2 separate regions of the Homo sapiens genome follow, and region 1 is linked to region 2. Evidence: read pairs that join two places in POLR2A ChIA-PET (ENCODE). Cell type or tissue: MCF 10A. All regions are shown on one strand. Each heading gives the region's core, and the rest is flanking DNA. Links, peaks and the distances in the headings are about the cores only. Region 1 holds the start of C11orf52 (chromosome 11 open reading frame 52). Region 2 overlaps SIK2 (salt inducible kinase 2).

Region 1 (7,496 bases), core at 1,868-4,367, 290 kb after region 2:
GCCTCAGCCTCCTGAGTAGCTGGGACTACAGGTGTGTGCCACCACGCCTGGCTAATTTTTTACTTTTTCTGGAGATGAGGTCTCGCCTTGTTGTCCAGGCTGGTCTTGAACTCCTGGACTCAAGCAATCCTCTATCCTTGGTCTGCCACAGTACTGGGATTACAGGTGTGAGCCTCTGTACCTGGCCTTCCATTTTCTTTTTGGTCTTAACTGACTTAACCGTTATAAATTCCTCCTTTTGTTGAATCAAAATCTGCATTTCAGTAACTTCTCTGGAAAACAAACACAATGGTTTTTTCACTGAAAATCCTTCTGATATTTAAAGATAACCATCCTGTCTTCCTGAGGCTTCCCTTTCCCAGCTAAACATGCCTAGTTCTTTTTTTTTTTTTTAAGACAAAGTCTCTCTCTGTCACCGAGGCTGGGTGTACAGTGGTGTCATCTCCCCTCACTGCAACCTCCTCCTCCTGGGCTCAAGCAATCCTCCCACCTCAACCTCCTGAGTAACTGAGGCTACAGGCATGCGCCACAACACCTGGCTAATTTTTTGTAGAGACTGGGTTTCGCCATGTTGTCCAGGCTAGTCTTGAACTTCTGGCCTCAAGCAATCTGCCCACCTCGGCCTCCCAACACATTGGGGTTACAGGCGTGAGCCACCACACCCAGCCATGCCTTGTTCTTTCAACCATATCATACAGCACTTTCCACATCACATATTACCCAGATAACTTTATTTTGAACATACTGCCTTTTGACAACGTAACTTGAAATTCAACATCTAGACCTAAAATTATTATTCCAGTCATGGATTGACTGGTACAGACTTCAGTGGAATAATCAATATCCTTGTTTATCACTTCAGGCTTCTATTAATGCTGCTTTAGGCATATGAGGTTTTCTGGCTACCACAATGGTCTATTCCTCTATTGATTTCTTTGGAGTTTCTGGTCATCTAAAAATCCCTTAGGTGATTTCCTTTCCTTTTCTTTTCTTTTCCTTTTTTTCTTTTCTTTTTTTTTTTAGAGACAGAGTCTCACTCTGTCACCCAGGCTGGAGTAAAGTGGTGTGATCACAGCTCACTGCACCCTCAAACTTTCTTGCTCAACCCTCCTACCTCAGCCTTCTGAGTAGCTGGGACTACAGGCACACATCACCACACCTGGCTAATTTTTCAGTTTTTATACTTTGTAGAGATGATGGGTTGTTGCTATATTGCCCAGGTTGATCTTGAACTCCTGGGCTCAAGCGATCCTCTTGCCTCAGTCTCCCAAAGCAGTGGGATTACAGGCATGAGCCAAGCCACTGTGTAAACCCAGCTGCTTAGGTGCTTTTTAAAACATTACAGAAGGGGTGACTAAAAAGGAACCAGATTATGGAGGGCTTGGAGTGCCAGGCTAAGCAGTTTGAACTGTATCCTGTAGGTGATAGGAAATCATTAATGGCTTTTGAACTGGGAGGAGAAGGAGTGGGTAACAAGATGAAAAGGATACAGTTAATGGTAGAGTAGAGTACAGAATGGATTGCATGGAAGAAGCATGGCCATGAAATAGTGCAATGATTGGGGCACAAGAAAAGAAAGTAAGATGTGGGAACCAGGCGTGGTGGGAGGGTCACTTCAGGCCAGAAGTTCAAGTCCAGCAGGGGCAACATAGCAAGACCCTATCTTGGCCAGGTGTGGTGCCTCACACCTGTAACCCCAGCACTTTGGGAGGCTGAGATGGGAGGATTGCTTGAGGCCAGGAGTTCGAGACCAGCCTGGTCCACATAACAAGACCCCCATCTCACATTAATTTAAAAAAAAAAAAAAAGACCTTGTCTCTAAAAAGATTTTTTTTTTTTTAATTAGCTAGGCACAGTGGTGTGAGCCTGTAGTCCCAGCTACTCGAGAGGCTGAGGGGGGAGAATCTTTTGAGCGTAGGAGTTTGAGGTTGCAGTGAGCTAGCCACTCAACTCCAGCCTGGGTGACAGATTGAGACCCTGTCTTTAAAAATAAAAGAAAGAAAGAAAATAAGATGCTTTGTAATAATAACAACAATGCCTAACTCTTACTGAGTGTGTCCCATGTGCCAGGCCCTGCACTAGAGCTTTATTTTTCACCACAATCCTGTAAGATTGTCACTCTTACCCATGTTTCATAAGAGGAGGAGTTCAAAGTCCAGGGTATTCTCTGTGGAGTGCAGAGCTGAGTGGTGGGCCCTGAACATCCACTTAAAGGACAATAACCAGGCATCCGAGGAAAACACTAAAAATGGGGTGAGAGAACTGAACACAAGAATGATGGGTTTCACAGATTCTCGTAGAGCCCATATTTTCTACTGGTGAGTGCGGGTGAGTCTAACTTTGGGTTACTGGAAGGAGACGCAGAGTTGAGGGGTAAGTGGAGAATCAGTAGTTCTGAACTGTGGATAAGGAAATGAGTGGTTAAGAAGTGCTGAGGCCATCCTGATCATAGAATCATCTGATTTTATACCAGAAAGGGGATTAGATTCAGTTTTTTTCATTTCACAGCCCTAGAAACTTAGGCCCTATAAAGGTTAAGTGATTTGCCCACATCGATTTCAAATAGCAAGGGAGAATATATGAGGAACCCATTTCCCCAAACTTAAGTTTCCAAGAGACTCCAGTATCCCAACCCAGATTCTGTACAAAAATAATAAGAAACTGGTACCAATTGCCTCGAAAGTGAAACTCAGTTAAACCTGAGTGGTGCTGAGCAAACTACTACATTAGGCACTCATCTATTATAGAGGATATATTTCAAAGACAGAGTGATGTAATGGAGAAGCATTTCGTAAGGAAACCAAGAGCCCTTTTCTATCTCAGGTTTCTTTTTATTGAAGCTTGAAGCTCAAGTTCATGGCTTCATCAAAAGACGCTTCAAATCCTGAAGTTGAGATAGCTCTCACCTGGAGCCCGTGTGTTGTTCTACCCTTTGGCTGGGAACACAGTCACCTGGGAATCATTCCAGCAGGTGGCTTCAAAAGTCCAACCTGCTAGGTTGAAATCTGACACTGACACAGACTCCGGGAGCTGCCGCGGAAAGCTCAACCAGGAACCCGGAAATGCACAAGCCTCTTGATGCATAAAAACAGCTGGGCTCCCTTGGAGACAGAGCGCCATGGGAAACCGGGTCTGCTGCGGAGGAAGCTGGTGAGTAGGCTGGAAGGGCAAAGGGGAACATCTATCTCTGTTGGTGGATGTAGAGGCCCCGAAAATCAGAGGACCTGGAGATAGTTGTCTGCCAGCCTCCCACTGCCACCTTCCTCTGCCTGGTACCTCCTTGTTCCAACACCAGAGCAGCACCTCCTTTCAGGAGGCCTTAGAAGACAGAGCCAAGTGGCTGGGCGCGGTGGCTCACGCCTCTACTCCCAGCACTTTGGGAGGCCGAGGCCGGCGGATCACGAGGTCAGTAGATCGAGACCATCCTAGCCAACATGGTGAAACCCCGTCTCTACTGAAAATACAAAAATTAGCTGGGCATGGTGGCGCGCACCTGTAGTCCCAGCTACTCGGGAGGCTGAGGCAGGAGAATCGCTTGAATCCGGAAGGCGGAGGTTGCAGTGAGCCGAGATCGCGCCACTGCACTCCAGCCTGGCAACAGAGCGAGACTGTCTCAACAACAACAACAACAAAAAAAAACAGAGCCAAGCTAGCTGTCTGCGGAATGGCCAGAGCAGGGCAGGAATATTGAACCGGCATTGTTTTTCTGTGCCCTCTTCCTCCCTTTCCCCTTCTTTCCCTTTCTTCCTGGATGAGAGTAATAATTGTAGCACTTGAGAGCTTTCTATGTGCCAGACATTTTACAGTCTCATTTAATTTTTCCAATACTTTATGAGGTAAATGGTTTTGCCCCTCCTCCTATTTTACAGTCAGCTGAGAAACTGAGGCTCAGAGAAATTAACTAACTTGCCTAAGGTCACATGGCTGGTAAGCAAGTAAACCAAGATTCCAACTGAGGCCCACCTGACTTCAGAGGCCACCTTTTGAACCACTGCATAATATTGCCTCTTAGATCAAGCAAGTCAACTTTGAAGCAATGTTTATTTAAAAGGGCAGAAGTGCCAGGCGTGGTGGCTCACGCCTGTAATCCCAGAACTTTGGGAGGCCGAGGCGGGTGGATCACGAGGTCAGGAGATCGAGACCATCCTGGCTAACACGGTGAAACCCCATCTCTACTGAAAATACAAAAAATTAGCCGGGCGTGGTGGTGGGTGCCTGTAGTCCCAGCTACTCGGGAGGCTGAGTCAGGAGAATCCCTTGAACCCAGGAGACGGAGCTTGCAGTGAGCCGAGATTGCACCACTGCACTCCACCCTGGGTGACAGAGCAAGACTCCGTCTCAAAAATAAAATAAAATAAAATAGAATAAAATAAAATAAAATAAATTAAAGGGCAGAAGTGGTCGGATGCAGTGACTCACACCTGTAATCCTAGCACTTTGGGAGGCTGAGGCAGGCAGATGACTTGAGGCCAGGAGTTCAAGACCAGCCTGGCCAACATGGCAAAACACCATCTCTACTAAAAATACAAAAAAATTAGCCAGGCATGGTGGCACACGCCTGTAATCTGAGCTACTTGAGAAGCTAAGGCACGAGAATCCCTTAAGCTTGGGAGACAGAGGTTGCAGTGAGCTGAGATTGCGCCACTGCAGTCCAGACTGGGCAACAGAGCGAGACTATGTCTTGAAAAAAAAAAAGAAAAGGAGTTTGAGACCAGCCTGGGCAACATAGGGTGGCCCCATCTCTACAAAAAAATTAAAAATTAGCTAGGCGTGGTGGTGCGTGCTTGTAATCCCAGGTACTTGGGAGGCTGAGGCAGGAGGATCACCTGAGCCCTGGGGGTAGAGGCTGCAGTGAACCATGATCACACCACTGCACTCCAGTGTGGGTGACAGAATGAGACCCTGTCTCAAAAATGAAAATAAAAATAAAAGGGCAGAAGTAGGAAAAAGAAGAATATCCATGGAATATCTGAATATGACTTTCACACTTATTTACTATGTGACCATAGGTAATAAGTCCCTTAATTTCTCTGTATCCATCCTCACATGTAAAATGTAGATAATACATCCTACATTGTGTAGATCACAGGCTTATTTTGAAGAGCAAAGGATATAGCGTATGTGAAAACCTCATAATAAATTATCTGTGGGGTTGTTACTATTCTTTCCCAGAATTTTCATCACTGCCATGCCGTAAATTCCTGGTCCTGGTTTTATTCTGTCTACTGCCTTCCATGCCTGGGGCAGATCTGGAAGATGTCATGTTATAAATAAAGCATCATTATATTTAGATAGACAAGTGAAGTGCATTGGAAAACACACAGGTTTTGGAGTAGTACATTGGATTCAAGTCCTGCCCTACTACTCATTCATTTATCCATTCATTTATTAAACAGTGTTTATTGAACATGTACTACAGGCACAGTGATAGACACAGAAGACATAGTAATAAAAGGACATTTGGTCCCTGCCTTGTTGAGTAAGAAATACCCTGAAGGTCCAACATTTGGTAACTGTCTAAATACATGGCATATCCAATTAATGGGAAATACGTAGCCACTTCATAAAGAATGTTGGAAGAACACCTAACATCATGGAAAATTTTACTCTTTATTAAGTTAGTAAAAAAGGCCCTTCATTAACCCGTCTGTAAAATGGGAACAAAAATATGTGTTTCCTGGAATGTCAGGATTGAAAAAATAAAGCACCCTTTAAACTCTGAGGTGCCCTATAGACATAGGACATCTAGAAGCACAGAAAAGCTTCTAGAGAAGGAGATGTAACAGCTTCTTTTATTCTCTTTCTTCCCAAGTGTTGGTATTCTTTTTTCATTACTGATTAGTTCTCTGATGGTGATAGTCATTAGTGGTCAACTTTTACTCATGCTTATTATATGCTAGGAACCATGCTAAGTATTTTACATTTCCTGTTTTATTTAATCCTTACAATAATCCCATGAGGTCTGAATTATATTATCATACTCATTTTTTTTTTTTGAAACAGAGTTTTGCTTTATCTCCCAGTATGGAGTGCAGTGGCACAATCTTGGCTCGCTGCAACCTTAGCCTCCCAGGTGTAAGCGATTCTCATGCCTCAGTCTCCCTAGTAGCTGGCATTACAGGTGCGTGCCACCACGCCCAGCTAATTTTTGTATTTTTAGCAGAGACGGGGTTTCACCTGTTGGCCAGGCTGGTCTTGAACTCCTGACCTCAAATGATCCACTCACCTTGGCTTCCCAAAGTGTTGGCATTACAGGCGTGAGCCACCGCACCTGGCCTATCATACCTCATTTTATTAATAAGAAAACAGAAGCCCAGAGAAGTTAAAAATTTGCTGAAGTTCTCACAGCTATTCTGACCTCATCAGTCTGACTCTAGAGCCCATTCTAGAGACACTATACCAAATAGTCTAACCAAAATCTTTTTTTCCTCTTCAAATACTAGTAGGATTGAATAAAACTTTGTTCTCTATTTTTTGTTATCTCAATAAACCTCCAGAGGCTTAAAGATATTATGGCAATTGAAGATATTTTTATTTTAAAATATTCTTTATTGTTATTGTTTCTGATTACAAAGGTAATAATCATTCATTGCAGAAAATTTAACTTCTGCAACGAGCAGAAAATAAAAAGCACCATAAATAAAGCACCCAGAGATGATGGGAACATTTTAGTGTATTTCCATATATTTTTTAAATGTGCACAGTTTTTATTCCAAAACATACCTTTTTACTAACTTAATAAAAAGTAAAATTTTCCATGATGTTCGGTGTTCTTCCAACATTCTTTATGAAGTGGCTACATATTTTCCATTAATTGCATATGCCATTTCTTTAGTCAGTTACCAAATCATGGACCTTCAGAGTATTTCCTATTTTTTGCAATTTAAATAATGTTATAATGAATATCCATATTTGTACATGTATAATTATTTCTTAGGATATGGAATTGCTACATCAGAGGGTATACACATTTATGTTTAAGGATTTTTATACTTATTGCCAATTGCATTCTAGGAGGATTGCACAGATTTTTATTTCTATTACCACTGTAGAAGAATGCCCACTTAGTTTCCTTAAATCTAAAAATAAAATCCCATCGCCTGTGTATCTAAATGAATACTCACTCCATTTGGGTTGTGTCCAGGCATTGCACAATATCTAACTTGAGAACAGGCTCTGTTCACTAACACTGGATAGCCCTAGTCTATGTATTTTAGGACTAATATTTTCTGTATCCATTTAAATAAAAATAAGTAGGTAAAGAGTAGTAACAAGTGGCAAAGAATTAGAAGATTATCTCGTTCTTAGGATAAGGCTGACTGAGCAGCAGTAACATAAAGCAAGAGCTGAAGTGGCAGAAGAAGTAGAAAAACACAGGAGTAGTTTTTCTTCTGAACCACCTGTAGAGTTTGGCTGGAGACTCAACTGCTGTCAACTGAGCAAGCTGTAGCAAAACCAAAAATCACATCAAAACAGAAACCTCTGTCAAATATGTG
Region 2 (7,496 bases), core at 2,183-4,682:
TTTGGGTCTTGCCTTCATAATTGAAACAGTGCTCAGTCTGGGTCTAGTTACTTCCCACTTCTGAGTACTCTACTCAATGCCCCATGAATGCTGAGGTTTTTTGGCCTGACAAGTAGGAACAGGCACCATTCCTGGCTTTGTGTAAGCACCAGGCAGTGTTCTCTCTCAGCCTCTCAGATGGTTTTTTCTCTGGCCTCTGGTGGTTTTCCCTCACACGTGAGCCAATCAGCACTCTCCTGAGTGCTCAAGGGACGGATCCCTCTGCAGACCTTTGGACTTCTTTCTGTGTGTAGCTCACTCTTATCTGGGACTCTCAGCATTGTCTACTCAACTCAAAGACATTGCTGGGCCACACCTGGGTTTCCCCTCCCTGTGCTGTGGCGTAGAGATTCTCTCAAGGCATTAGTTGGAACATTCATGGTCTCGCCTCATTTGTCACCTGTTGCTCAGGGTTCACTTTCCTTTGCCTGATGTCCAGTGTCTTATAAACCATTCTCTCATGTATTTTGTATTTTTGTTGTTGAAGATGGGAAGGTTGTTTCAGGCTGGAGGACAAATCTATCTTAGCCAAAAGCAGAATTATTTAGTCCTTTCAAATGTGTTATTAATTTAAGGTATTTTAAAGAGAAAGAACCATATGCACTTCTATAGTTTTGAAAAATACACTATTTGCAGTAGGATTCTAAATAAATAGTTCTGACTAAACTCATTGTATTTCAGAAAAGTTGTCTGTTTCCCTCTTTTGCTTAATTTTTTCTTTTATATGCTACTACTTAATAAGCTTATTTTAATTCTTAAAATATTTGTTTTAGCTAGCAGCATCTTGACTGATGCTATAATAGGCTGTTATGGGCTTTGAAGCTAAGCAAATCTGATTTACAATGCCGGCTATACCATATTAATTGTTAACATTACTTTGGGCAGGTTTCTTTCCTTTTCTTCCCTTTTTCCTCTTTATTCATTTTATTTTTCTTGCCTTTCTTTCCTATTTCTTACATTCACTTATTCATTCATTTATTCAGTCTTTCAAGAAATCCTTATTGAAAACCAATTACTTGTCACACACTGTTATGTGGTAAGAAAACTGCAATGAAGAAAATAGACAAAAATCTCTACTCTTTTACATTCTAGTTTGGGAGAGAGAAACAAAATAGCTGAATTATGTAGTAGATTAGATAGTGATGAGTGCTATGTAAATAATAAAGCAAGGCTGGTTGGTTGGGAGGCATGGGAGTTGATTGCAAAATTAAATAGAGTGGTCAGAGGCTGGTTGGTTGGGAGGCATGGGAGTTGATTGCAACATTAAATAGAGTGGTCAGAGAAGGCCTCGCTGGCATTTGAGCACAGACTTTAAAGCACAGTCATGTCGATATGGTAGAACAGAGATTACCCAGGGAGAGGGAAGAATAAATGCAAATCCCTGAGGCAGCAGTGTGCTTGGTGTGTCCAAGGGGTAACAGGGAGGCCAGTATGGCTCAAGAGGAGCAAGCAAGAGAGAAGAGCAAGGAGGAAGAACAGTAGAAGAGGAGGTCAGAGGGTAAATGAGAGGCAGGAGTAGGGCAGATTTGGGGGCATTGTGTAGGCCATTAGAAGGATTTTGACTCTTACATGAATAAAATTAGGGAACCATTTTCGGCTGGATTTCAGCACAGAAGTGACTGCATCTAATGTATCATTTTAAAAGCATCACTCTGGCTGCTGTGTTGAGAATGGGAAAGGGTGGAGACAGGGAAACCAGGTAGGAAGCTGTTGGAGTAGTTCCAGTGAGGGGTGTTGACAGCCCAGACCGGGGAGTAGCAGTACAGGTAGTCCTAAGTGGTCAAACTCAGAATATATTTTGAAGTACAATCAGTAGGACTTCTCGACAGGTGGAGACTACCTAAGTAATAGGTATAATTATGGAAGAGGCCAAGATCTGATCCCTGAGGCATTTAAACATTAAAAGATTTAGAAAAGAGGAGAAACTAGCAGAAGAGACAGAGGAGGAAGAAAACCAAGAGAATGTGGTATCCTAGAAACCAAGTGACCAAAGTATTCTCAGAAGGATCAAGTGAACATCTGTGACAAATGATGCCGATAGATCAAAAATGATGAGGAATGACAGTTGACCATTGTATACTGCAGTTTGGTAAGAGCAGTTTTGGTGGAGTGACTGGGCCAAAAGCTAGATTGAAGGGGCTTACAGAGCAAATGAGAGAAGAAAAATGGAGAGAGCAAAATAGACAACCCTTTCAAGGAGTTCTGCTGCAAAAAGGGAAAAAAGAAATGAGGTAGTAGGTAGAGGCAATGAGTCAAGAGAAGGATTTTTAAGCCTTTGCCCATTGGAACATTTTTAAAGCTTTGGACTGTAGTTTTACAAGTAAAGTAGAAATAGCTGTTACATGTTAGGCATCATTTCTATGAAAATAGGATAGTCTAAATTGTTCTTTCTTGCTAAGATCTTTGAAACAAATTTGGATTACATTGTTTTATACACATTGAGACATAATTTGGGGATTTTTAAATGTATAAGGTTTATATTTAAAGTAAAATCTCTAGGGTAAATGGTCAATTGGAGTTCTGGAAAGAAGAATCTGATGTCCACAGAAAAGTTGGACAGTGAATGCTATTATCTTATTTTCCACTCTTGGGTACAGTTAATTTCTTGACCATTGAAGATAATGAGTAATAGAATTAATTTAAAAAGATCATGAAATCTTTGGATAGTCTTCACTAGTTTGGAAGGGAAGAAGCTGAATTTAAAGGAGATGTGGAGATCATTTAGTTCAATTTGTTTTTATTTGCCTTGACTTTGTCATACAGCTTGAAGCCCAGCAGAACTCATGATCTTTTTTTTTTTTTTACAAAACTATTTCTCTCTTTTCCCTTACTTGGCTTAAACTGGAAACCTTGATGTCAGTATTGATTCCTTTTCCTTCCTACCTGAATGAGGTTTTGAATCCTGCCTATTCTACTTCCTAAGTATTTCTCTAGGAGGTCCCCATCTCTATAACCACTGTTAATGCCTCAGGTTAGGGTCCTCACTCTTCCTTCTCTGTATGTTGTGTCATTATCTCCTAACTGATCTATTTTTCATTTTCTTCAGAATTGTCTTTCTGAATCACAAACGTAATCATGTTGCTTTTATTTATTTTCTGAGTTTTCTAGTAATGACCATTAACTACAAAAAAAAAAAAGTAATTTTGAAAACAAGGTAATGGCCTGCAAACAGTTTTCAGTAGGATTAATGCTCAGTGTACTGTACTCTGTTATCATGTACTTTATTACCATGGGCCCTTAAACATGCCTTGCTCTTAATTACTCTTTATAAGGAAGATTCCTTATACTGCTCCATGCTTCAGAGCTGTTTTAATGTTACACAGCAACCCTGTTTTAATTTTTCCATGTGGTCAGTTAAAAGAGTTGGGCATTATGCCAAGAGTTGAAGGTAGAAGAAAAAGAGATTGGTGCCCAAGAAGGGTAAGGATAAGGAATCCAACTAAGAAGGCGGGAGGCACAGGGAGCCTAGGAGAAACTAAGATGTAAATGGGCAAAAAATTGTTGCCTATATATGAAATATATAGGGAAGAAAAAGCATAGTAAACTGTAGATTCAGGTAGGCACAAGCACGGAATGGTCTGGTAGCCAGCCCGTTTCTGACATGGAGCCCATGAAGATATTAAAATAGAAATGAGAAGATTCCATCCAAATAACATTAATCAAGTAGTGAAAAATATGTACATTAGTCCCCCCTATCAGAGGGGACTTTCAGCGGTTTCACTTACCTGAGGTCAACTATGGCCTGAAAATATTAAGATATTTTGTGAGAGACCACATTCATATACCTTTTATTACAGTATATTGTTATAATTGTTCTATTTTAGTATTGTTGTTGTTAACCTCTTACTGTGCCTAATTTACAAATTAGCTTTATCATAGGTATGTTTATCCAGGAGAAAACATAGTACATATAAGGTTTGGTACTGTCTGCAGTTTCAGGCATCCACTGGAGGTCTTAGAACACAGCCCCTGCAGATAAGCGGGGACTACTGTATAAGATTTTAAGTGAATTAAGCCCAAAATGTTTTAAACCAATTGGAGACTTAGATGGAAAAAAAACCATAGATAAACAGTAGTTAACTTTGTACTTTGAACTGTATATTAAGATTTCAGGTTTATAACTTCAGAGTCAGTCTTTATTTAACTTTACAAGTATTCCTTTATTGCTTACTCTGTGCTGGGAGGGTGTTATGTTCCCAATGTTTTTTTCATTGTTAGTTTTGTATTTAGTTGGCCAGCAGATCATACTCTGTTCTTGCAAAATGACTTGAAATTAAATCCTTCTGTTTCCCCAGTCATCACCCTGCCCTAAGCTTTCAACACTTCATGTCTTAATTAGCGAATCCTTCATGTTTTACCATTCTCTCTTTCTTCTCTAGTCAAGTACATTTTATATAATTCCTGTTTAATCTTCCTAAAGTATTATTTTTATTATATTACAACTGTGTTCAGTAACTTTCACTCACCTTCCTATTGCTCATTGGATAAAATCCAAACTCCTCAGTTTGCAAATAGGGTAGCTGCCCTAAGTGAATGGATGTGTCCAACTATTCCTCGCATAGGTCTATTTATTTAATATTATCCGTAGGTATGGACAACCAAATTGCCGAGTATAGTGTCTGCTTCATTATAAACCAACCTTCCTTTCTTTCTGTTTGTGTCTCTTGGGCTTATCTATCTTCCAAGTTTTTATTTTTGCAAAAGTTAAACATTTACTAGTATTAGTTTAAGGAGTCAAATAATTGTGCAAAGTTTGTTACGGATGATACAGTCCCCATGCTCCTGCCACTCCTCCCCCATTTTCTCCTCTTTAGAGGCAACCGCTTTCATATCTTTCTTTCTTTCTTTCTTTCTTTCTTTCTTTCTTTTTTGAGACAGGATCTCACTCTGTCACCCATTCTGGAGTGCAGTGGCGCAATCACAGTTCACTGCAGCCTCGACCTCCTGGGCTCAAGCAATCCTCCTAAGTAGCTGGGACTACAAGTGTGTGCCACCATGCCAGGCTAATTTTTAAATTTTTTTGTAGAGATGGGATCTTGCCATGATGCCCAGGCTGGTCTCCAGCTCCTGGGTTCAAGTGATCCACATGCCTCAGCCTCCCAAAGCACTGGATTACAGGTGTGAGCCACTGCAACTGGCCTACTTTCATTTATTTTAGCTGACTAATTTAAACCTACCTTCATTTCCCTAAATAATGTGCTTGTACTGGTATTTCTGGATTTTTTTTTCTATTTTAGACACAATCTTTTGAATCTCTTGGATTCTTCCCCTATCCCTATATGTAAGAGGCATATTTTAGAGAGTCGTATAAAGACCAGTTGTGGGAAACCTTAAGTATTAGGAGTAGGAGAAGGGGTTAGGATCTTTATTAGAATGGCCATCTGAGAGCCAGGAAGTGATGATGCCTATAAGGGAGTTTTTTAGGAAGATAAATCCAGCAGTGGTGTGTCAGCTGAATTAGAGGAGGAGAAAAGAAGCCATTTAGGAGTACTTTAATTGTTTAGATGTGAGAGGCTGAATGTTTGGGTTAAGATGTTAGTTGTCAGAATCATGAGAAAAGGTTTTAAGCAAGAGGCATTTCTAATTCTAAAAATAACAACTACTGTTATTTATTGAGCACTATCTTTTTGTTGGGTACTGTCTAAAGTACTTGATTTATTTTTTAAAACCTTACAAAAAACTTACAAGGTAGGTACTGAAAGATTCAGTAATTTGTTCAAAGTCACACAGCAAATAAGCAACAGACTCTGGATTTGAACCAGGCAATCCTAGAGCCTGTACTGTTAGTAATTATACTTTAGCACCTGTCAAGAATTCCTGTTGAGTGTCAAGAAGCAAACACCAAGTTAGGATTTAAAGCAAACATGATTGAAGAATACTGTGGTGTGGTTGACAGTAGTGCCTAAGTCTGTTTTCAGAGTGAAAAATGACAAATTAGATTTTAAGTATGGTTTGGAGATAATATCAGGACAGTTAGTTTGCTACGGACAATTGATAGTTGAAAATATGGGAGCAAATGAAATTCAACAGATAATTAAATTCAACCATAAAAAGACAACCCAATTTAACAATGGACAAAAGACTGGAACCAGACAAAAGATATACAAATGGCCAAAAAGCACATGAAAAATTACTCAACGTTTTTAGTCATCAGAGAAATGCAAATTAAAAACCACAGGGAGATATCATTTCACATCAGTTAGACTGATTAAAATTGAAAAAACTGACAACAATAAATTTTAGGCTGTGAAGCAACTAGAACTCTCATACATTGCTGGTAGGAATGTAAAATGGTACAACCAGTTGGGAGAACTGTTTGGCAGTTTCTTATGAAGTTAAACATGCATATACCCCATCACGCAACAATTCAATTCCTAGGTATTTGCCCAAGAAAAATGAAAACAAGTGTCCATAAAACGATTTTGAGAAGAATGCAAATTTTTATAGCAGCCTTTTTTCACAGTCACGCAAAGTCGGATCAACCCAAATGTCCATCAGTGGGAAAATGTATCCAGAACAAATCGTAGTATAGTAATACAAAGGCAGATGATTCAAAAAGGAAATGAACTATTTATGCATGCAACAACATGCATACATCTTACAGACATGTGCTAAGTAAAAGAAGCTGGACACAAAAGAGTACAGATTATATATGGTTCTATTTACGTGAAATTCTATAACAGTCAACACTAATGGATAGTAATGAAAGCTGGAAAGTTGCCTCCAGGGAGAGGGGAGAACTGACTGGAGAGGGACAAGAGAGAACTATCTTGGGTGATGGAAATGGAAATGTTTTATTTTTGTTTTGAATGGTGGTTATACAGAATATACAATTACCTCATATAGTTAACCATCTAAGAGTTTGCATCTTATTGTATATAAATCATACTTCAGTAAATCCTTGTCTCTCTCAAAAAAAAAAGGAGAGTTTAGTAATAGAAGTATAGATTTGAGGATTACCTGAATAGAAGTGATCAATGAAGCTGTAATAATGAGATTTCAGAATTAAGAAGGCTAAGAAGTGAGTTGGTTATGCCTTTTATTAGAAGCAGGTGGAAGAAAGGAATTGATGGAGTAGAAGAGTGGCTTGGGAAATATGGACAGTTTCTTTCCTGATTAGCCAAAGGAGCTTGGAATGAAGTGGGGGTATTTGGTCATTAAGAGATCACCAGTCACTTCAAAGAAAGTACTTTTCAGTAAACTGGAAGCTACAACCAGATTTCAAGAGGTTAAGGATGCATGGGTGATAAAGGGAGAAAGATATTATAAAACTACCTTTTGAAGTTCTCAAGGTGGAAAGAAGGGAAGGAAAGAATTGAGGGGTAATAGGGTCTACATAGGATTCAGTATTATGTAATGGTTTTGGTTGTGGTCTTGGTGTTTGAAACAGCTAGAAAAGAAAAGAATGTAGGCAGGAAGAAAGAGATGGTGAAATAAGGTCCCAGAGTAGACAAGAG

The links. ChIA-PET counts read pairs that join two places held together with the same protein. Peaks named below come from ENCODE experiments on the same cell type or tissue, not always from the same donor. Only the 100,000 strongest peaks of a DNase experiment are listed, where the experiment ranks them.
Region 1: POLR2A ChIA-PET joins it to region 2 with 5 read pairs; 2 of 35 experiments call an interaction of 5 or more read pairs at or near these places.

What each region holds. Positions count from the first base shown.
Region 1 is chr11:111,915,855-111,923,350 of GRCh38, forward strand. It overlaps C11orf52 (chromosome 11 open reading frame 52), which reads left to right and starts at 3,059. Exons shown (of 4, transcript NM_080659.3): 1 at 3,059-3,150. The coding sequence starts at 3,119. HSPB2-C11orf52 (HSPB2-C11orf52 readthrough (NMD candidate)) reads left to right here. Exons shown (of 5, transcript NR_037651.1): 2 at 2,824-3,150. It also overlaps a transcript of CRYAB not described here. RefSeq lists an enhancer at 2,891-3,185. In MCF 10A, for the core only: no CTCF peak of the experiment used is centred there; a DNase peak (open chromatin) is centred at 3,017.
Region 2 is chr11:111,623,547-111,631,042 of GRCh38, forward strand. The region is part of intron 3 of SIK2 (salt inducible kinase 2); the gene reads left to right. Among named protein-coding and RNA genes, the nearest start is that of SIK2, 25 kb to the left of the region's middle. In MCF 10A, for the core only: no CTCF peak of the experiment used is centred there; no DNase peak of the experiment used is centred there.